2 separate regions of the Homo sapiens genome follow, and region 1 is linked to region 2. The links are chromatin contacts, found by Hi-C or POLR2A ChIA-PET in ENCODE. All regions are on one chromosome and are shown on one strand. Each heading gives the region's core, a stretch centred on a gene start or an enhancer-like site at or near the end of the contact. The rest is flanking DNA. Distances are from core to core; before and after follow the strand shown.

The links. A loop is a pair of places that touch in the nucleus more often than their neighbours do. ChIA-PET counts read pairs that join two places held with the same protein, here RNA polymerase II (POLR2A). Pooled maps may share reads with other maps.
Region 1: a loop to region 2 is called in a pooled map, with 2.4 times the contacts of the local background. The contact joins the promoter of SAMD14 here to the promoter of EME1 in region 2. A Hi-C loop is called at or near these places in 2 of 50 pooled maps. POLR2A ChIA-PET finds 5 or more read pairs at or near these places in 6 of 52 experiments (HEK293, IMR-90, OCI-LY7 and 3 more).

What each region holds. Positions count from the first base shown.
Region 1 is chr17:50,125,794-50,133,172 of GRCh38, forward strand. It overlaps SAMD14 (sterile alpha motif domain containing 14), which reads right to left and starts at 4,367. Exons shown (of 10, transcript NM_001257359.2): 1 at 3,724-4,367. RefSeq lists silencers at 4,083-4,142, 4,383-4,462 and enhancers at 6,617-7,359, 7,240-7,309, 7,360-7,379.
Region 2 is chr17:50,368,294-50,375,926 of GRCh38, forward strand. EME1 (essential meiotic structure-specific endonuclease 1) reads left to right here and starts at 4,936. Exons shown (of 9, transcript NM_152463.4): 1 at 4,936-4,984; 2 at 6,892-7,633. The coding sequence starts at 6,916. MRPL27 (mitochondrial ribosomal protein L27) reads right to left here and starts at 4,891. Exons shown (of 4, transcript NM_016504.3): 1 at 4,838-4,891; 2 at 2,162-2,293; 3 at 1,739-1,806; 4 at 1-5. The coding sequence starts at 4,877. RefSeq lists a silencer at 2,480-2,641 and enhancers at 4,425-4,894, 5,035-5,254.

The DNA of each region.
Region 1 (7,379 bases), core at 3,117-5,616, 240 kb before region 2:
TCTTGACAGACTCATAGATGTAGGAGGGTACGAGGAATACACACAGCACACAATGGACAGCCAAACCTCTATGATGCAACTATGTTCTGGGAAGAAGTGTGAATGGGTAGGGTTTTTTTTGTTTTGGTTCAAGGTTTTTTGGTGGGAAGCAAGAAGGGAGGGCAGATAGGGAAGGATATATATAGCTGAAACCATTTGAATAGGCTTTCAAGCAGATGTAGGATTCCAGTAGCCCTAGGGAGCCCACTGGCCAGGGGATACTGGCTGGGGGGAGAGTGAGGAAGCCCAGGGGCCATTGATGGTTTAAGGCAAGGGGACGCTGCATGGCTGAGACATGACCTCCAATTACTTCTAACACTCAGGTCCCCAGGAGAATGGCAAGGCACTGAGCTAGATCATACATGTGTCAGATGTAGGAAGGCTAGGCCACATGCCTGCTGGGGTCTTTTCCAACTCTTCTTTTCTGTTATTACATAGACATCATCTACCTTTACTGTGGCCAGCCTTGGGAATTTTTTTTTTTTTTTTTGAGACGGAGTCTCACTCTGTCACCCAGGCTGGAGTGCAGTGGCGCTATCTTGGCTCACTGCAAGCTCTGCCTCCCGGGTCCACGCCATTCTCCTGCCTCAGCCTCCCGAGTAGCTGGGACTACAGTCGCCCACCACCACGCCTGGCTAATTTTTTTGTATTTTTAGTAGAGACAGGGTTTCACCATGTTAGCCAGGATGGTCTTGATCTCCTGACCTCGTGATCCACCCGCCTCGGCCTCCCAAAGTGTTGGGATTACAGGCGTGAGCCACCGCGCCTGGCCTGGGAATTTTCATATCCCCACTTTACAGATACATATCGCCACTTTACAGATGTGAAAACTGAGAAACAGGAGATGAGAGGAAGCCAGGCAAAGTTGGTGCATGCTTATAATCCTAGCTACTCAGGAGACTGAGGTGGGAGGATCACTTGAGCCCAGGAATTCTAGACCAGCCTGGGCAACATAGTGAGACCCTCATCTCAAAAATAAGTAAGTAGCTGGGCGTGATAGCTCACGCCTGTAATCCCAGCACTTTGGGAGGCCGAGGCGGGCAGATCACCTGAGGTCAGGAGTTTGAGACCAACCTGGCCAACATGGTGAAACCCCGTCTCTACTAAAAACACAAAAATTAGTTGGGTGTGGTGGTGCACACCTGTAATCCCAGCTACTCAGGAGGCTGAGGCAGGAGAATCACTTGAACCTGAGAGGTGGAGGTTGCAGTGAGCCGACATCATGCCATTGCACTCCAGCCTGGGTGACAAGAGGGAGACTCCATCTCAAAAAAAAAAAAATTAAGTAAATAAGTAAATAAATAAATAAAAGCAATAATAATAATAATAATAAAAGAGGCAGAACTCAGCCTTGAGCCAGGGCTCCTGCCCCTCTGCGCTATCCTAGGTGATGATCTTCAGTTTAGGGGTGGAGGAAGAGATAAGCATAGAGGGAGGGAAGCTGCTCCACACTGACCAGGACTGGGAGAAGCATCAAAACCACCTCTAGGCTGGGCGCAGTGCCTCACGCCTGTAATCCCAGCACTTTGGGAGGCCGAGGCGGGCAGATCACCTGAGGTCGGGAGTTTGAGACCAGCCTGACCAACATGGAAAAAACTGTCTCTACTAAAAATACAAAATTAGCCGGGTGTGGTGGCACATTCCTGTAATCCCAGCTACTCGGGAGACAGAGGCAGGAGAATCGCTTGAAGCTGGGAGCCGGAGGTTGCAGTGAGCCGAGATCGTGCCATTGCACTCCAGCCTGGGCAACAAGCGCAAAACTCTGTCTCAAAAAAAAAAACAAAAAACAAAACCACCTCCAGATTCCATAAATGCCTGGGGCTGAAAGCAGAAAATGAGGTGTGGGAAGGGGTCATCAGGGAAGCAGACTCTCCGAGAACCCTCCTGCCATTCTTGAACTCCAGGGGCTACTAGCAAAGATCTAGAACATTTCTTCCTGTCCTGACAGGCCAGATGGGAAGGAAGGCTGACCCTAAGAATTAACCACATTTCCTGATTCAACCACAAAGCCTTATCTGGCTAGGACCCAGCTGCCACCTCCTTCAGGAAGCTGTCCTAGGTAGCCCTCCCTCCTCTCATTTGTCTTCGTAATTTCTAAATCCACCCTTCTCCAACTACTGGGAAATGGGGAATTCTTCATACTTCACTGATTCCTTAAATAGGTCTCATCTCCCCCCCACCAATCAGATGGGAGCCCAGAGAAGAAAGGGTCCACGTATTCTTCCGTCAGACTAGGGACTGTGAAGACAGGAACTGCCTCTCCCATCAGAATGGAGGCTCTCTGAGGGCAGTAGTGTTGTCTCCTTTCTGCCTCTGAGAATGAAGATCCTGTGTTCTTTATTCAAGAGCCCATTCCAGGGTCGAGATCCTCTGCTGGCTGGAGTCCTCCTCTTCCAGGCACCCTCTGGGCTGGATTGGGGTTTCCTGCTCAAAGCCATTCTCGGTCCATCCTGATTCAGCACAAACTGCTCTCTTTTCTTCCCTTCAACAACTAACTTTCTGGGGTGTGTAGGGGGACCCTCCCTACATTGTGTCCAGGGGGTCACCAGACCCCTCCCACCCAACCCTCTCCTTCCAAAACTGAGCCTAGAAAAATTAGACACCAAACCCGCCCCCACTCTCACTCCCACACACACCCCGCACACTCTCTCACACACACACACACACACACACACACACACCCCCATTCAGCCAGGTAACTGCACAAGGGTGGGATTGAACCGGTTCCTCTGGATACCCTTCCCCCCAAGGCTTCCAATCCTGGAGAAGGAGCACCAATGACCTTTGACCCTTCTCTGGGAGAAAGGGAGGCAGGTGAGCTCACAGCCTCTTGGGACCCAGGAGAAGGAGAAAGGAAGAAAGGGCGCACAATTCCTGGGGAGGGAGCGGGAGCGGGAGCGGAAGGAAGTGAGGAGTAGGAAGAAGCAGAGACAGACACACAAACTGGCGGAGAGTCCACAGGGCTGCTGAGAAGAAAGAGATCACACCGAGAGTGGGGCCACGGGAACTGGCACTGGGAACAAGGGCTTCCGCCGCTCTAAGTGACGCCCGAGGGTGGGAGAGAAGGGAGAAGCCCTTCGGGCAGGCGATAGGAAAGGGCCCCTGAAGAGGAGAAAGCGACAGAGAGAAGTGCAACTGGGAGAGGCCGGGAAGAGGTGGATGGGAAAGGAGACTAGCGGTCGGGGAGGCAGTTGTGGAGCCAGAGAGGTGGTCCCCCCTTCCCATATCGCCGGCCGTCCACTGGCCCCAGGCTTGGGGTAGTCCTCAGGAGTCGGGCACCCCCTCAAAGCACTGTTGGAGATGGGGTGAGGTTGGGGACAGGGCACCTACTCCACTCTCAGAGCCCTTCTCCCCAGTCAGAGCCCGGTGGCTAGTTTCTCTCCAAACCATCAGCACAACTCCCCGCCGGGCAAGAAAGAGTTAAGCCCTCTCCCCCTCCCCCCACACCAGCTTTTTATTAATTTCTCCGGGCGTCGGGCGGGAGGGAGGGGATTAGGGCCATAAATCCTATCTCCGCCCCCTCCCCTGACAGCCCGGCACCCCAGCCCCGTGCGGTCCCCCTAGGGATAGGGGAAGAAAGGCCCTTGTCGCTTAGCCCTGCCCAACCCCACTCAGGGTCCCACCGCGGGCCCGAGTGGCCCTAGCCCCAGTTCCCGGTCCACCCCAGGGCGCCCGGCCCCTCACCTCCGGCATCGGTCATCTTCAGCGTCTGGCGCCCCGGGAACCCCTCAGGCCCATGGTGCTCGAGGCGGGGGCCGGGCAGGAGAGGGGTGGGGGGACCGTCACCCCGGCCGCGGGGGGCTCCGGGCGGGCTCGAGCCGCTCCATCCCGGGGGTGGGGGTGAGGTCGGCGGGAAGGGTCCCAGAGCCGGGGGAGATGGAGGGCGGGGGATGTGGGGAGAGGGAACAGGTTCGCTGGAAGCAGGAGGCGCGGGCGGGGCTGGACCAGGAGACCTGACGGGAGGATGCTCCGTGTGTGTGTGCGTGTGCGTGTGCGTGTGTGTGTGTGTGACAGAGAGAGAGAGAGAGAGAAGAGCGAAGAGCGAGCGCCACCTCCCTCCCCGCCCCTGCCGCCCGCCAGGCCTGGCCGGACGCGGGGCCCCCGCCTGGCAGGGCCGATTCGCGCGGCGTCGCGTCGGCAGGGGTCCGCGGGGGTCTCCGGGGAAGGGGCGTCGGGGTGGGGGGCGCGTGGCGGAGAAGCCGGGCGCCCAGGAGACAAAGAGCGGGAGGGAGCGAGGGGGCGGGGGCGGGGGAGGGCGGCGGGGAGGAGGCGGCTGGGGCCGGGGAGCGGAGTTGCAGCTACTTCTCTGCCCGCGGGAGACGCGGCGCACCGGAGTCTGCGCGGGTGGGAGCGGCTCCGGGGCGGTCCCGCCACGGGACCCACGGGGCTTCCGCCTCCTCTGCCGGGTCCATCAGGGCTCCCGATTAGTTCATTCATTCAACAAACGTCCGCCGAGCAGCCGGGGCGCCGAGGCTGGAGGGGACAGCGGTGAACAGAACCCCCGCCCCCTAACTGCGCTCAAGGCCAGTGGGCCAGTCGGGGGCTCAGACGAGTGGGGAGGCCCTCACGAGCCTGGGCGCCATGGGCCCAGCTAACAGAGGGCACTTCTTGCCGGAAGGGAGAGCGCACCCCTGGCCCGGCCTGGGTCCAGGCGGCCGCGGCGGGAGCTGGGCTGGGGGATTCCCAGAGGATGTGATGTGTTGGCTACAACTGCGGGCCAGGGTAGGGAAGTGCCAGGGGGTGTTGGGGGTGGGAGGGCAAGAGGGGAAGATAAATTGAAGCTGGGGAGGTGCAGGGGGCTTGCACTTTATTCTACCAGCCGCCCACCCCGCCGCCCACACACACACACACACACACACACACACGCGCGCGCGCGCACACACACAAAATTAAGAGGAGGGAGGGGCTCAGGTGTGCATTTAGGAAGCACCCTTGGCTCCCCTGGAGACAGGGTTACAGAGGGCACTCTGAAGGCAGGGAGACCCGCTGGAGGCTATTGAGGGCCGGTGGCAGTGGGCATAAAGATTACAGATTAAGCTGAGAGCCCTTCAGGATGCAGGCCTGAAGAAGCTGACACCGAAGAAGCTGACAGGATTTGGGGACCTGCTGGACTAGGAGGTGAGGGAGGAGGGGTCTAGGATGGCTGTGGACCTTGGCTTGAGGCAGGAAGCCCTGGAGCAGGTGGGGGTGGGGACGGATGAGATCAGACTTGGACCCAGTGCGCTGATGGTAGTGGCAGGCCAGCCAGGGAGGCAATGTAGGGATCCACAACCAGCTACCGCACGTCACAGCTTGGCAGGTGCCAGGCGCTCTCAGATCATCTATTGTCACCCTCACAATAAACCCACAAGGTGGGTGTTTCCATTACCCACTGCCTCAGAGAAAACAGAGACTTAGAAGAAGGAAAGTGCTTTGCTCAAGAGCAAGTGGTGAAAGGCCAGGCGCAGTGGCTCACGACTGTAATCCCAGCACTTTGGGAGGCCAAGGTGGGTGGATTACATGAGGTCAGGAGTTCGAGACCAGCCTGGCCAACATGGTGAAACCCTTGTCTCTACTAAAAATACAAAAATTAGTCAGGCATGGTGGCGCTACTCTGGAGGCTGAGGCATGAGAATTGCTTGAACCTGGGAGGTGGAGGTTGGAGTGAGCTGAGATTGTGCCACTGCCTTTCAGCCTGGCCAACAGAGTGAAACTCAAATCTCAAAAAAAAAAAAAAAAAAAAAAAAAAAAAAAAAAAAAAAAGGCAAGTGGTGAAGCTGGATCAGGGGTCTAGAGTCAGAGGAGAGGTGTGGAGTCTATAGGACAGAGTTCCCTGATGGCCCACAGGACTCTGCAGTCCGAGGCCTCCGGGAAGTGGCCTGTTGAACCAGGACAATCTTGTGACTATGAGTGAGGACAGAATTAACAGCCTTTAGGGTCTGAGGGTATCCTAGGGGATTTATAGGAGTTTGGGGGTCTCTGGGTGTCTTCAGAATCTTCTGGCAGCCATGAGGCTAGATTGTGGAAATCTGGGGAAGGGGTGGGGTTTCTGTTGACAGCTGTGGGGGCTGCATCTGGCTGTCTTAAAGGGGTTGTGCTTTGTAGGCATCTGGTGAGATCTGAGTGGTGGGCTGTAGTGGGGGGCTTGATTATATAGACCCTGTACATCCCAAGGGGGTGGGGAGATGATGGGTATGTTTGCCAGGCCATAGGACCCAGGAGGAGCCCCTGTTCCCCTATTCCTAGTGAGGCCTAAGCTTCTGAGGGTTGGCAATAAGTTGCCTTATTGGCAAGTGTTGGCAAACCTACTCAAGCTTCCAAAATTGGGCAAGTGAGTGGGGGGATAAGGAGGGTTTAAGGTGACAGGCCCACTTACAGCTACTTGACAAAGTCCCAAACATGGACATACTGTGTATCATGGGCAAGTCACAGCTCAGGCTTGAGAAACTCACAGCAAAGCCACACACACCTCCAGGCACACAACACACTTGGGCTTAAATGTGAGGGGTTACTTGGCCCACTGTTTGAAACATACTATGTATAGGCCCCTCACCTAACACACAGGACAGACGGGGAGTGGGGGAGGGACAGAGGGACCCCGCCCTGGATGCTTAGCCCCCATCGGCCCAGCAGAAACCCTCGAAACCTTCATGCCTGCCTCCCCACCCAGATTAAGACTACAGATTACAGGAAGGTCATGCCACTTCACTTCTTGGCTAGGTTTCCTGAGCAGGGCCTTGGTGGCCCTGGGGTTCAGTGACTTCTAACTCTGGAGCCATGACCTCTGACCCTGTGGTTTGGTGGTCTCTGATCTTGGGGATCAGACACCTTGATCCGTCTTCAGCATCCTTAGGGCTCCCAGAGTGTTCCAACAATCGTCCACATAGCAAAGATGCCTTGGGAAGAGTATTCACTATCCCCAGGTTTCCAGGCAACCCTCAGGTGGGAGGCAGGATTGGACTGGCCTGAGGTGTAGACCTAGGGTTTTTGAGGGATAGCTATGGGAAGCCAGAATTTGGCTTAGCATGAATGTGACCTGTGTGACACAGCCATCTACAAGGGAAGCTTCTGGAGCAGACTGTCCCTGGGGGTGCTGCCACTCATCTGGATGTTGTTAAGGACCCACCAAGGTGACCTTGAAGGGCTCTGAAGTTGGGACTTCATTCCTTATGGCAAAGGTGAGAATTCCCTAGTGCCACACCACTGAGTGCAAGTGCCTCCATGCTTCAGGTCTCTGACATCTGCACACCAGCACCCCGGCAAGGAAAGGCTGGCCCTGGGGCCTGCCATAAGCTCCTGCCCCATTCCCTGCTGGCTCTCACCCCTCTGGGACTTCACCAAAGCTTGTCCCTGGAACTCTG
Region 2 (7,633 bases), core at 3,686-6,185:
CCCACCTGCAACACACAGACCTGGTCAGCTGGTCAGCTGGTCAGCGAGGTGGTCCGTCCCAGAATTTTGGGACAGACTTCTCACACAGAGCCGGGCCCTGGGGCTGAAAGGGTGATCAGAGAGCTCCATCTCAGGTTCCCTTTCCCACTGGCTAGCACGTCCAAACCTTCTGCTTCTTTATTGACTCATAACAAATGAGGGAAAAGAAAGCTCCAACAGCCAACATGGGCCACTGCTCAGTCCCAGGGACTGTTACCTGGAGCCATGTCTATGCAGCTGGTCAGAAGCCACACTGCACAAATCCCAAAACCCAGGAAGATGCCCTAAATCTTCACTTAGACTTAAACAACACTAGAACTGTCATATTAAAACACTAGTTTGATGTAAATTTTCATTTAGATAGTGATCTATAAAGTTTAGGCTCTATGGAAAATATAAACCAAAGCTATATGGATAATGCATATGCTAATAAAACAATCATACTACTGCATTAGCTAATACCCATGTAAGCCCTTTAATACACATTAAGTCATTTAATTCTCACCTAGTGAAAGAGGTATTATTTCCAACGCCACTTTTCAGATGTGAAATATGAAGCAGAGAGATTAAACTGTGTTGTATATACAGTTTTTAACCATATTTTTTAGCTTTTTCTTTTAGAACTTCAGGCTGGGTGTGTGGCAAATTTTACCCAGGTAGTCCAGCATTATTCTCTGTCTCTCTGATTAAAAGAATGGGCTCTGGAGCCAGGATGCCTGGTTCAAATACCAGCACTGCTACTTACTCCTGTGTGGTCTTAGGCAAGTTACTTCACTGTGCCTCTATTTTTTCGTCTGTCAAATGGGGATAATATTAACTATTTTACAGGGTCATTTTGAGGATTAATGCTCAACAATCATAAAGGGCCTAGAATACTGTCTAGCTCAAAATGTGTTAGCTTTGATTATTATTGTTGACATAGCCACACATCTAATGTCTTAAGTTCTAAAAGGTAAAAAGCTACTACATACATAATCAATTCACATACAAATTAGCATCTTTGAAATAAATACAGGTTACTATCAACCTTTTTGTACCTACTAAAATTATCGAAAAAGGGGTGGGGGAGGGGAAACTGTTTACAAAGGCAACTAATATTTAAAATAATGTGGAGAGTACAGTATCGTTATGTCTCTGTAACAAAGAACTGTCCTACCCTATAAAAATGATGCCAACTTGCTGAAACTGAAATCCCCACCTGGTATGAACCTAACTCCTGGCACACTGAATTCTATTTCATTAAATTCAAGCTATCTTTCAACCATCTGCAAGTAAGTTTATACAAAGGAAGAAGTCTTAGAATAATGAAAAACTAATAAATTGAAATTAGTTTCCCAAGACTAAAATAATATTTTAAATCACCAGGTATCTTGTCCTCCAAGAACTGAGGGTTAGAAAGGAGAACCAAGAATACCAGGCCAATGCAACACCAGGGCAAATCATAGTGATCTGGGAGTTAGGCAGACCTGGTGCAAATCCCAGCAGTCACTTGCTCCTTCCACCCCGTCTAGGTCTCTGGCATTTCACCTTACTTACAGGGATGTGGTAAGGAAGAAATGAGATCGTGTAGGCATGGGAATCAGCACAATGCTTGCCATTTGGTAAGCACTCAATACATGCAACTGTTATTACCATGCTTAGGGGCAAGGAGAGGTCAACCTAGAAAAGGAAAAAGGGGGGCAGCAACGGAGCAACTCACATGGGCACCTGGGTGCCAGCGGAAATGGCGCTGTGTTGCAATGATGTTCCCAGCATGAACATAGTGACCTAGAAGAGAAGTCCACAGTGACTGGGGCAGCATAGCAAACTACCAAGAAAACATGATGGCCCAAATGCTGCACACCAACCTCCAAGCCTGCCCCTGGCCAAAAACAACTCCCAGACAGTCCAACACAAGCAGCGCAGGATCTGCCACCCAGCAGCTCTTGTCTCTAATTGCATGGTTATGGCTCACACCCACCCACTCGATGACCCTTCCTCAGGTCTTATCCGTTCCTTTAAACTGGAGCCAATTATGATGGTAAGGAAGAACAGGGCCAGGCACACGCAGGGTTCTTCTGCTCTCCTAAGGAACATGAGGACAGGGTGCAGCTAGGAAGGGGAAGCCAAGGCACATCCTCACCTTCCATTTTCTTAATGCCTTGGCGTCTGCCTGATGACTTTCCACCGAGGTTTTTGGAGCTACCACCCGACTTCTTGGATGCGTATCTGACAGCAAGAGCTGTAGCCGGAGTGGGGCTTAGCAAGGATGTAACTGCAGAGAAAACAGAAACATTGTTCAGACAGACAGGCTCAAACTATTTCTGCCTCAATGGGCCACATGCTGATACGTGAGAGGCGGTGGGGAGATGAGAAAGCTGTGTCAGGGGAGCAGAAGTGCCACTGAGTGTATTAGTTCTCAGGGAATACCTCTAAGTCCTTGGCTTTCTCCTTTTGGGGGAGGGGGCGGGGGAGCAGTGAAACACAAATGGAAAAAAATAAACATCATGTGTTCTGGGTTCTGACACATTCAGTCTAAATGTGCTGAGGAGAAATGGACACCAGAGAGCTGCCTGCTTCAGAGGCTCACTCACCCTCATGCACCACGGAGGGGCCAGAACAGACTTGGGGAGCCCAGTACATCCAGAAAGGCTTCGGTTTCAGGCTCACCCACGACTTTCTTTCTTTTTTTTTTTTAAAGACGGAGCTTCACTCTTGTTGCCCAAGCTGGAGTGCAATGGCATAGTCCTGGCTCCCTGCAACCTCCGCGTCCCGGATTCAAGCGATTCTCCTGCCTCAGCCTCCCAAGTAGCTGGGATTACAGGTGTACGCCACCACGCCCAGCTAATTTTTCGTATTTTTAGTAGAAACGGGGTTTCACCATGTTAGCCAGGCTGGTCTCGAACTCCTGACCTCAGGTGATCCCAAAGTGTTGGGATTACAGGCCTCACCCATGACTTTCTCAGCTGTCCACTCATCCACTGCTCACCAAATACTAGTAAACCAAAAGGATGGCTGGCCTAAAAGTGGCTCCCACAGGGTCCTGGCCATTTCAGAAGGCTGGGCCCTTTCTTCTCAAAGCACATCAAGCAGAGGTCCAACCATGACCCACACACTGCCCTTGTTAATCTGACCTCTCCATACTCATTCCAAAGTGCTCAATAGCATTCATTTGCAGAAGTAAAATGAACTAAAATTCATACTAAGATGGTAGTCCCTTGCTGTATGACAAGCCTAGGGGTGCAACTCCTTGCCTGCAGGTCTCCAGACACAGCCATGATTTAAGGTCCATGCCAGTGTCTTTAGAGAAGCCTTGTGGGTCTCTGGAGCCTATAAGTTCAGAGTTCCTGAAGCCTGGGTTTCTGACATTTCCATGACACCAGAGACTAGCTGGGGCAAAGGACCAGAGATAAGGACTCAGAAAGACAACATGTTAAAACATGCCCGGCGCCAGGATCTACCTACCTTTAAACATCTATTCATTCATTTACATACTTACTAAGCTCAGGAGCTGGGCTTTTACTTTACTTACATTATCTCACTCACAAATCTTTGCTCTTCACCCTACTCCCCATCCTCCTCCTCAAAGTAAATGGTACCACCATTCATCCAGTTGCTTAGGCAGAAACCAGAGTCATTGCAGATTCCTTCTCTTTGCTGTCCTCACATATTGTTCACCAGCAAGCTCTGTGGATGCTAACTCCAAAACAGATCTCAAATTCATCCGTTTTCCTCCAAGTTCACTGCCACCACAAACATCTTGGCTAAATCATCTCTCCTCAGGGCTATTACGACTTTCCATTTGATTTCCTCATTTCCACTCCTATCCCCTTTAAATTTACATAAGAGCAATAGTTTGCTTCTCAAAATGTAAAACTGGCTCAAGTCACTCTCCTGTCCCTCACTCTACACAGGTCTAGGTCTCCTGTCATTCTTTTTTTTTTGGGGGGGGGGGATAGGGCCCCATTCTGTCACCCAGGCTGGAGTGCAGTGGTATGAACATAGCTCACTGCAACCTCGACCTCCCGAGCTCAGGTGATCCTCCCACCTCAGCCTCCTGAGTATCTGAGACCACAGGCAAGCGCCACTACACCCAGCTAATTTTTGTATTTTTTGTAGAGATGGGGTTTTGCCATGTTGCCCAGTCGGTCTTGAACTCCTGGGCTCAAGCGATCCGCCCACCTAGGCCTCCCAAAGTGTTGGGACTACAGGCGTGAGCCATCACGCCCCGCCTGTCATTCTTTAGGTTTTAAATGTTATCTCCTCAGAAGCCTTCCTTCACCGTCCAATCTAAAAAAAGACACACACACAGACACACATTATCCTTCTTCACAGCACTTGCCAGTCTACATCTACTTTATATGTTCATTTATTGCCTTATGCACCAGAGAGAACCGTTCGGGGGCTAGAAGCCAAGTCTTCACGTTTTCTGCTGATTTTCCGAACACCTACCGCCGTGTCTAGCACAAAGTAAGACCTCAATCTGCTGAATCAATAGATTAATTTTTTCAACCCCAATATGCCAATGTTACTAATACTTCTACAGAGAAAGGACCCACCCAAATCCCCAACCGCCAAGGAACCCGTCCGTGCTGCTGAGGCAGGAGAAAGACAAGTGCTCTTCAAACGCCCTCACTCACGGCTCCACCCAGGATGTGTCACGTGACCAGCGACACCGTCCCTCAAACCTGGAGTACCCCACACACTTCCCCTCGCATCCAAGGTCCTCCGCGGGGATCAGTGTCACCTCCTTCCCTCCCTGCTGGAGCTCCACTCTGCCTCCCCGCCTCACCCCGCTCTGACTACTGCGTCCCATTACCGGCTGTCCGGGTCCTCAGCGCCAACACCACCGACGCCATGCTTTCGATCACTCACTTCCGGTCTCGAAAAGTTTCTACTTCCGCTATCAGGAGATCTACTTCCGGGCCCTGCGTGGCAGTTGAAAGAGTGGCGGGAGAAGTTGCAGGTGAGCGTCCCCGGTCGCAGGCCTGCGGATTGGGCAGGGCTTCCCTCCTGAACACCGCTCTGCAGAATCTTGGTGGCTAAGGTGTCCAGGAGCCTCTGCAGCGGACCGCCAGCCTGAGAGGCGCAGAGCTTGTCGGGCAGGGGCCCGCTTGTCCCACTCCCCTGATTTGCAGATGTCAACGGAGGCCCAGCGAAGGGTCAGAGATGAGGCCCCCTCCCTAGTCATTCAACTTACTCTACTTAGCCAGCTGTGTGCCAGATGCTGTACTAAGCGCGGTGGATGCATTATTTTATTTAATTCTCACTACCTTATAAAATGGGTGCTGTTACCATCCCTGTTTTACTAAGGAAGAAACTGAGGCCTAGGCAGGTTACATGTCTCCTTCTGGGTCATACCTACAGTGTTAGTAAATGTTCAAGAAATGATTAGCTTTGCATATGACCCAGCAATTCTACTCCTAGGTATATACACGAAAGGGATTTGAAAACATACCCCCACAAAAACTTGTATGTCAGTGTTCATAGCAGCATTATTCATAACAGGCAAAAAAAGGAAACAAATTAAATGTCCAAGTGATGAATGGATAAACAAAATGTAGCATATCCATACAGTGGAATATTATTCAGTCATGAAAAGCAATTAACTACTGATACAGGCTACATCATAGATAAACCTTGAAAACAAGCTGAGTGAAAAAAGTCAATCACAAAAGGCCACATAGTGTATGATTCTATTTATATGAAATATCCAGAATAGGCAAATGCATAGAGACAGATTTATGGTTGCCAGGAGCTGGGGAGGGAGGGAAAGGACAGTGACGGCTTAATGGCTGCAGGAATTCTTTTTGAGGTGATAAAATAGTGATGATGGTTGCACAACATTGTGAATATACTAAAATCTACTGAATGTACACTTTTAAAAGGATATTATGCTGTGCAAATTATATCTCTATTTTTATTTTTATTTTATTTTTCTTTTGAAGCAGGGTCTCACTCTGTCACCCGGGCTGGAGTGCAGTCGTACAATCACAGCTCACTGCAGCCTTGACCTCCCAGGCTCAAGCAATCCTCCCACCTCAGCCTCCTGAGTATCTGGGACTACAGGTGTGAGCCACCATACCCAGCTAATTTTTGTATTTTTTTGTAGAGACGAGTTCTCACTATGTTGCCCAGGCTGTTCTCGAACTCCTGGGCTCAAGTGATCCTTCTGCTTTGGCCTCCCAAAGTGCTGGGATTATACGCATGAGCTACCATGCCCAGCCTATATCTCAATTTTTAAAAAGAACAGTTTTTGGCCAGGTGCAGTGGTTCACACCTGTAATCTCAGCACTTTGGGAGGCCAAGGCGGGCGGATCACTTGAGGTCAGGAGTTCAAGACTAGCCTGGCGAACATGATGAAAACGCATCTCTACTAAAAATACAAAAATTAGCCAGGTGTGGTGGTGGGGCGCCTGTAATCCCAGCTAGGCTGAGGCAGGAGAATCACTTGAACCTGGGAGTGAGGTTGCAGTGAGCCAAGATTGTGCCACTGCACTCCAACGTGGGTGCCAGAGTGAGACTCCATCTCAAAAAAAAAAAAGAAGAACTTTTGACATCTCCATTTCAAACGTGAAGATAAACAAGGGGTTGGAGGTGTTAAATCTTGTTACCACCTCCCCCCATTAAAATTTTGTAATGGTAACTCTACTTTGTTTATACTTCAGCTTGACCTGGAAAGAATTTGAGGAGGATTCCTGTTAGATTACCAGGAGTTAGAGTTCCAGATTGAATGTGTTGGGGCCATGTCATATTTCTCTGTTTCTGTATTCTCTATATCTTATATTTATGTCATAAAGCCTGGCTATGGAACACAGCTAGTGGACTGAATTGAATGCTCCAGTCTGTGTCATATGTCTCTTTTCCTTTTAGGGAATTATTTGATAGCACATACTGATGGCTCTAAAGAAGTCATCACCCTCACTGGATTCTGGTGATAGTGACTCTGAGGAGTTGCCAACATTTGCCTTTCTGAAGAAGGAACCATCTTCAACAAAGAGGAGACAGCCTGAAAGGGAAGAGAAGATTGTAGTGGTTGACATCTCAGATTGTGAAGCCTCCTGTCCTCCAGCACCAGAGTTATTTTCACCACCTGTCCCAGAAATAGCTGAAACTGTCACACAAACACAGCCAGTCAGGTTGCTAAGCAGTGAAAGTGAAGATGAAGAAGAATTTATTCCTCTGGCTCAAAGGCTTACATGTAAGTTTCTGACCCACAAGCAACTGAGCCCTGAGGACTCTAGCTCCCCAGTTAAAAGTGTTTTGGATCATCAAAATAATGAAGGTGCATCATGTGACTGGAAAAAGCCCTTTCCAAAGATCCCTGAAGTTCCCCTCCATGATACCCCAGAGAGGAGTGCAGCAGATAACAAGGACCTGATCTTAGATCCATGCTGTCAGCTTCCAGCCTACCTGTCTACCTGCCCTGGCCAGAGCAGCAGCTTGGCAGTAACCAAAACAAATTCTGACATCCTTCCACCCCAGAAGAAAACCAAGCCGAGTCAGAAGGTCCAGGGAAGAGGCTCACACGGATGCCGGCAGCAGAGACAAGCAAGGCAGAAGGAAAGCACCCTGAGAAGACAGGAAAGAAAGAATGCAGCACTGGTTACCAGGA